Regions from separate parts of the Homo sapiens genome. Here region 2 is linked to region 1. Evidence: chromatin contacts called from ENCODE Hi-C or POLR2A ChIA-PET data. All regions are on one chromosome and are shown on one strand. The core of a region is the stretch at or near the end of the contact, and the rest is flanking DNA. Distances in the headings are between cores, read along the strand shown.

Region 1 (3,784 bases), core at 90-2,589:
ATATTATGGGTTTTCCAGTCAAAAACTCAAAGCAGTGGATAAAGCACTTGCGACCTAAAATAAGCAATGGAATGAACAGGAAGGCGAAACCAGAGTTTAAAGCGGCAGGACAAACAGGAAAAAGGAAGAGTGAGGCAGGAAGGGTTTAAATGCAGGCTCCTCGGAGGACAAGTCGCCGCCACACCCCTGTCTGCCGTCCCGCCAGCCGCCCTCACGCGGCGCGGGAAAACGGTCGGCCTCGCCCTGGGCTCAGGTTCTCTCCGCCCGCCAGGCAGTGGGGTTTTTTTTTGTTTTTTTTGAGACGGAGTCTCGCTCAGTCGCCCAGGCTGGAGTGTAGTGGCGTGATCTCGGCTCACTGCAACCTCCACCTCCCGGGTTCAAGCGATTCTCCTGCCTCAGCCTCCCGAGTAGCTGAGACTACAGGCACGCGCCACCACGCCCAGCTAATTTTTGTATCTTTAGTAGAGACGGGCTTTCACCATGTTGGCCAGGATGGTCTCGATGTCTTAACGTCGTGATCCGGCCGCCTCGGCCTCCCAAGTGCTGGGATTACAGGCGTTAGCCACTGCGCCCGGCCCCAGCCAGGCAGTTTTAATCGAGCGCTCACAACCACTGAGACGCAGTGAAGCACCCACCATAAAATCCCAGGAGGCCGACCGCCGGTTCAGACTTTTTCTTTTCTTTAATCCCCGTCCAAGGGATCCGCCCTCACCCCCCACCCCAGCCACCCCAATTCCCTATTCCCTCCCCTTGGACGGCGCCGGGGAAAACAAGCTGCTCGAGCTTTATTTCTTCGGTGCAACCAACTCAGAATGAATTCCTCCGCCCCTGCGTGCTCAGTGAGTCGGCACCCTAGCAGTGAACTGCATTTAAAACCTCAGGAATTGAGCGAACTCTCCCAGTGGCTCTCCTCACCGGGATCCCCTTCCACGCCTCCTCCCCGTGCCGCGCCTCAGTCCGCACTGCTCATTGGCCGCGTGCCCTGCCAATCCGATGCACGTCGGCTAGGGCAAAGACCGCGAAAAAGCGCGTACACCTGGCTCTGGGAGCGCGCGCCTAACGCCAGCCAGCAGCAGGAGGCGCGCGAGGCACCACGGCCTGGCGGCCGAGAGTCAGGGAGGAACCTCATTTACATAACGGCCGCCCCTCTGTCTCCTGGCGGGGGCCGGAGTCCCGCCCCTCGTCCAACTTGAAATCTGTTGGGTCACGGGCCAGTCACTCCGACCTAGGCAAGCCTGTGGTGGAGCTGGAAGAGTTTGTGAGGGCGGTCCCGGGAGCGGATTGGGTCTGGGAGTTCCCAGAGGCGGCTATAAGAACCGGGAACTGGGCGCGGGGAGCTGAGTTGCTGGTAGTGCCCGTGGTGCTTGGTTCGAGGTGGCCGTTAGTTGACTCCGCGGAGTTCATCTCCCTGGTTTTCCCGTCCTAACGTCGCTCGCCTTTCAGTCAGGATGTCTGCCCGTGGCCCGGCTATCGGCATCGACCTGGGCACCACCTATTCGTGCGTCGGGGTCTTCCAACATGGCAAGGTGGAGATCATCGCCAACGACCAGGGCAATCGCACCACCCCCAGCTACGTGGCCTTCACGGACACCGAGCGCCTCATCGGCGACGCCGCCAAGAACCAGGTGGCCATGAACCCCACCAACACCATCTTCGACGCCAAGAGGCTGATTGGACGGAAATTCGAGGATGCCACAGTGCAGTCGGATATGAAACACTGGCCGTTCCGGGTGGTGAGCGAGGGAGGCAAGCCCAAAGTGCAAGTAGAGTACAAGGGGGAGACCAAGACCTTCTTCCCAGAGGAGATATCCTCCATGGTCCTCACGAAGATGAAGGAGATCGCGGAAGCCTACCTGGGGGGCAAGGTGCACAGCGCGGTCATAACGGTCCCGGCCTATTTCAACGACTCGCAGCGCCAGGCCACCAAGGACGCAGGCACCATCACGGGGCTCAATGTGCTGCGCATCATCAACGAGCCCACGGCGGCGGCCATCGCCTACGGCCTGGACAAGAAGGGCTGCGCGGGCGGCGAGAAGAACGTGCTCATCTTTGACCTGGGCGGTGGCACTTTCGACGTGTCCATCCTGACCATCGAGGATGGCATCTTCGAGGTGAAGTCCACGGCCGGCGACACCCACCTGGGCGGTGAGGACTTCGACAACCGCATGGTGAGCCACCTGGCGGAGGAGTTCAAGCGCAAGCACAAGAAGGACATTGGGCCCAACAAGCGCGCCGTGAGGCGGCTGCGCACCGCTTGCGAGCGCGCCAAGCGCACCCTGAGCTCGTCCACGCAGGCGAGCATCGAGATCGACTCGCTCTACGAGGGCGTGGACTTCTATACGTCCATCACGCGCGCCCGCTTCGAGGAGCTCAATGCCGACCTCTTTCGCGGGACCCTGGAGCCGGTGGAGAAGGCGCTGCGCGACGCCAAGCTGGACAAGGGCCAGATCCAGGAGATCGTGCTGGTGGGCGGCTCCACTCGTATCCCCAAGATCCAGAAGCTGCTGCAGGATTTCTTCAACGGCAAGGAGCTGAACAAGAGCATCAACCCCGACGAGGCGGTGGCCTATGGCGCCGCGGTGCAGGCGGCCATCCTCATCGGCGACAAATCAGAGAATGTGCAGGACCTGCTGCTACTCGACGTGACCCCGTTGTCGCTGGGCATCGAGACAGCTGGCGGTGTCATGACCCCACTCATCAAGAGGAACACCACGATCCCCACCAAGCAGACGCAGACCTTCACCACCTACTCGGACAACCAGAGCAGCGTACTGGTGCAGGTATACGAGGGCGAACGGGCCATGACCAAGGACAATAACCTGCTGGGCAAGTTCGACCTGACCGGGATTCCCCCTGCGCCTCGCGGGGTCCCCCAAATCGAGGTTACCTTCGACATTGACGCCAATGGCATCCTTAACGTTACCGCCGCCGACAAGAGCACCGGTAAGGAAAACAAAATCACCATCACCAATGACAAAGGTCGTCTGAGCAAGGACGACATTGACCGGATGGTGCAGGAGGCGGAGCGGTACAAATCGGAAGATGAGGCGAATCGCGACCGAGTCGCGGCCAAAAACGCCCTGGAGTCCTATACCTACAACATCAAGCAGACGGTGGAAGACGAGAAACTGAGGGGCAAGATTAGCGAGCAGGACAAAAACAAGATCCTCGACAAGTGTCAGGAGGTGATCAACTGGCTCGACCGAAACCAGATGGCAGAGAAAGATGAGTATGAACACAAGCAGAAAGAGCTCGAAAGAGTTTGCAACCCCATCATCAGCAAACTTTACCAAGGTGGTCCTGGCGGCGGCAGCGGCGGCGGCGGTTCAGGAGCCTCCGGGGGACCCACCATCGAAGAAGTGGACTAAGCTTGCACTCAAGTCAGCGTAAACCTCTTTGCCTTTCTCTCTCTCTCTTTTTTTTTGTTTGTTTCTTTGAAATGTCCTTGTGCCAAGTACGAGATCTATTGTTGGAAGTCTTTGGTATATGCAAATGAAAGGAGAGGTGCAACAACTTAGTTTAATTATAAAAGTTCCAAAGTTTGTTTTTTAAAAACATTATTCGAGGTTTCTCTTTAATGCATTTTGCGTGTTTGCTGACTTGAGCATTTTTGATTAGTTCGTGCATGGAGATTTGTTTGAGATGAGAAACCTTAAGTTTGCACACCTGTTCTGTAGAAGCTTGGAAACAGTAAAATATATAGGAGCTTAAATTGTTTATTTTTATGTACTACTTTAAAACTAAACTGAACATTGCAGTAATGTTAAGGACAGGTATACTTTTT
Region 2 (3,578 bases), core at 790-3,289, 210 kb after region 1:
ACTCAATTGTCACTTGGGCTTATGAAACATAAGGCACCCGGGTACTGGTGGGGGAGGTGGGGCAGGAGGATGTGAGGGCGGGCTTTTTCTTTCTGCTGCCTAGACTCCCATGGGCTTCTCTGTCTAGCAGCAGCCTGCTGTCCTGTCTAGGGTAGGGGGTCCCGCATGCCAGCCTTTTGCTCTTTTCCCCAAGGGCCAGAGTTGGACCAAGAAAAAGGGAGGTGGTGAGGTGGATAGACTGTTTTTCTCATAAGCAGATGCTCCCAGTATCTGGTGCCTTTTGCGTTTCTCTCCGGTCCCCAGGAAACATCCTAGAAGACAAGGATTTTTTTTTTTTTTTTTTTTGAGACAGAGTCTTATTCTGTCACCCAGGCTGGAGTGCAATGGCGTGATCTTGGCTTACTGCAACCTCCGCCTCCCAGGTTCAAGCAATTCTCGTTGTCTCAGCCTCCCAGGTCGCTGGGACTACAGGCATGAGCCACCACACCCAGCTAATTTTTTGTATTTTTAGTAGAGACGGGGTTTCGCCGTGTTGACCAGGCTGGTCTCGAACTTCTGACCTCAGGTGATCCACCCACCTCGGCCTCCCAAAGTGCTGGGATTACAGGGGTGAGCCACTGCATGCGGCTGAAGGTAAGGATTCTAAACTCGGAGACTAGAAATGTCCTAAAGGTGTCTGCAACATTGGATGAGGAGTACAAGTGCATTTTTCTGGGATGATTCCTCCCTTTTTATCACATTCTCAGAAGTATCTTTGATTCAGAAGAGTTAGGAATGCCTCCCTATTTCAGTTGGGTTTTCTGCCCTTTCTCCACAGAGGTCCAGACTCATTTTGCTTAATTTTTTTTCTAGCTGGGGCCTGGGAGGTAGAGGCTTCAGGGCCTGGGTGGTAGAGCTGCCTGACAAGTGTTCAGCAGGGCTGCTGGGTCAGGGCCCTGTGGGCCTTCTGACCCAACCTGAAGATGGGTCTGCTAAGTCTAACAAGGTCAAGGGAAGATCAGAGGGACCCAGATTCTTTTTTATCCCCCACTTGAAACGGAGTCTTGCTCTGTCGCCCAGGCTGGAGCGCAGTGGTGCAATCTTGGCTCACTGCAACCTCCGCCTCCCTGACCCTCACACTGTCCAGTGCCCTTGTGGTTACTCAGCATCATATCTTGAGACTGGCCTGGCAGGAGCCAGTGACTGTGGAATGACCACAGAAGATTCAGGGCAGCTGCCAGACCAGGGGCTATCTCTGCCCTGCGCTGCTTCTGCTCAAGAGAGGTTGTCACTAGCCTCTGATCTTCCCTTGAAGAACCCGACTGGGGCTCTTCAGAGGGTGGGGCCCAGGAAGTTGTAGTTAACCCCTTCCCCAGGCAGTCCTTACACGGCCATCTAGGTATGCCTGGGAACCTTGCACCAGGTCGGTGGTTCTCACTGGCTGCCCATTGGAATTATCTGGGGAGCCTTCTGGAAACGCAGTGCTTACATTCCATCTCCCTAGACCAACAGAAACTGCCCTCTGGAGGTGAATCCCAGGCTTAGAGATTCTGATGATTCTGCGGTCCAGTGAGTGCTGAGATCTGTCCTGAGCTCTGTGGGGAGGGGCCTGGACTGATCACTGCTTGGAAATGATTTTGCCCTACAGTAGGCCTTCAAGTTGATCAAATGCATGAATGAGCAAGCTTTTCTTGGAGTTTGTGATGAAGCCCAGGAACCGGGTGCTTGCAGTCGTCCCATAAGGCTCCCAGGGACAAGCTAGAGAATCTGGCTGTCCCTCTGTCTCCATGGTGCCAGCCCTCTTAGGCTCAGTTCAAAGGGAGAGGAGGCTAGTTAAATAAGAAACTGAGAGAAACATGGAGCATTATTGATTTATTAGAAAAACTAGTAAATGGGTTTCCTCTGGTTGGTGGAAGCACGGTTGAGCAGGTGGAGGACAGGACCCAGCTGGCCCCAGGGCCAGCCCCAGATTGCATGGTCTGTGCCCAACAGGGTTGCATTCCTCTGCAGCCGCCGCCTCCTCATTTCCTCCCTGAGCTTGTTTGTCCAAGCCACCAAGCCATGTGGTCCCGCTGGCTTCATCCTCCTCTGGATTCCTGCCCCCCTCCCATGAAGGGAGGAAGAGGATTCAGGGTCAGCCTAGGGGACCCTGGCTCCCTCCGATAGGCAGGAAGGAGGAGGGATGCGGAGGAGAGGCTGAGCCTTCCACGGGCCTCCTGTTAGGGGTGTTGGTGGAGGCCAGGTTGGGGAGGGAAGCCTAAGGACCCTCCACACCTCCCACAGCCAGAGTCAGTTGAGGCTGGGACAAAGGGGAAGGAGAGAGGGAAGGAGGACCGCCTGACCTTGCCCAGAAGGAGCTTCCTCTAAACTGCCCTGGGAAGGAAGCCTGGTATGCTGGTGTGGACTGGAGCTGTGTCAACCTCGTTTGGGAATACTGTCAAAAGACTGTAGAGTAGAATAAGGAGAGAAAAAAAAAAAAAGACCTTGCTAGGGCACTGGGAGAGCTTAGCCCTGGTGTGGCACACACAGGGTCTCCCAAAGCTGGATGCCTGCATTTTCAGTCTAGTTGGTCGAATGTCTTGGAGCCTGGGTGACAGGAGGGATGTGTGGGGAGCTGGCAACAGAATGGTCACATGCAGCTGGCTGCCCTGGACCAGGCCAGGGGACCTGGGGTGGTGAGATGCTAGCTCTTCCACTAGAGCCCTTCCTTTCTCGGGTCTGTGGAGTTGCTTGCTGGAAATGCCTCACTTCAGGTGCTGATTTGGCACACGTGGAAGGGGGAGGGTGGGCCCTTGTCCCTAGGCTCCCTAAAGACTGGCCCAGGGAAACAGTTGAGGGAGATGTTTGCCACCATCTGCCCTTCAGCAAGGAACCTGCTCTCTGCCCCAGAGGAGGACATGCCTGCAAGTGCACCAAAGGCCTACTTTATTGCTAGGTGAGTGCAGTCACCTCACTGCCTTGGTTTCCCCAGATACAGAAAGAGGCTGGTGAGTGATACACACTAGGTTCCCTGTATAGGGTCATATGTACCAAAGCCAAATGAAGACCTTGCTCACCAGGGCGGGAACCTGGGGATGTCAGGCTCCATCGGATGACGTCTTCCTTCCTGTGGCTCCTGCCTGCTGCAGTTGGTGTCACCCTGACATATAGTGTCAGGGCCACAGGGTGGAACTGATTTCTGCCGGCACTGGTCAGCACTCAGGGTTCCTCAGGGGGCCTCATTCTGGATGCCTGCCCCTGTGGCTTCTACCTGAACCTCACCCACTTCATCTCCATGGAACTAAGGTCCTTCTCACGGGGAAGGTGATAGAAACTTGACTGCAGGCCCTGGGGACTTTCATGGTTTCCTTGGGGGAAAATGCCTGCTGCCCTCCGCCCTCCCCCCCACCCCCGACCCGCTTGACTGCTCTCTTGGACCTAACCCTAGTTTGATACTGGGCCAGAACTGTGTTGCTTTCGGAGTAGAGTGGTGGGGAAAATATGGAATGAGCTTTCTCTTCCTCCAGAAGTATGACCTGAGCAGCAAGGGGAAGGCCATTCCTGGGGACGTTGGTTGCAGAGCTTCTGGTGCTCAGGGCTGGAGGGTGGTAGATATTTGA

What was found. Hi-C counts contacts between places; a loop is a spot of excess contacts on that map. ChIA-PET counts read pairs that join two places held with the same protein, here RNA polymerase II (POLR2A). Pooled maps may share reads with other maps.
Region 2: a loop to region 1 is called in a map of ascending aorta, with 2.0 times the contacts of the local background. The contact joins the enhancer-like site here to the promoter of HSPA2 in region 1. A Hi-C loop is called at or near these places in 2 of 168 maps with a recorded cell type or tissue (PC-9 and ascending aorta) and 3 of 50 pooled maps. POLR2A ChIA-PET finds 5 or more read pairs at or near these places in 5 of 52 experiments (A549, AG04449, Caco-2 and 2 more).

Annotation. Positions count from the first base shown.
Region 1 is chr14:64,539,402-64,543,185 of GRCh38, forward strand. It overlaps HSPA2 (heat shock protein family A (Hsp70) member 2), which reads left to right and starts at 1,340. Exons shown (of 1, transcript NM_021979.4): 1 at 1,340-3,784. The coding sequence starts at 1,449. The coding sequence ends at 3,368. HSPA2-AS1 (HSPA2 and ZBTB1 antisense RNA 1) reads right to left here and starts at 967. Exons shown (of 4, transcript NR_110550.1): 1 at 916-967. RefSeq lists a silencer at 1,115-1,204 and an enhancer at 1,375-1,484.
Region 2 is chr14:64,744,447-64,748,024 of GRCh38, forward strand. PLEKHG3 (pleckstrin homology and RhoGEF domain containing G3) reads left to right here. Exons shown (of 17, transcript NM_001308147.2): 17 at 1-3,578. SPTB (spectrin beta, erythrocytic) reads right to left here. Exons shown (of 36, transcript NM_001355436.2): 36 at 1,837-3,578. Among named protein-coding and RNA genes, the nearest start is that of MIR7855, 39 kb to the right of the region's middle. Within about 2 kb of position 2,040, at least 6 of the 41 ENCODE cell types and tissues checked have a DNase peak (open chromatin) inside an H3K27ac peak, as active enhancers do; they include ascending aorta, where a contact is called at or near this core.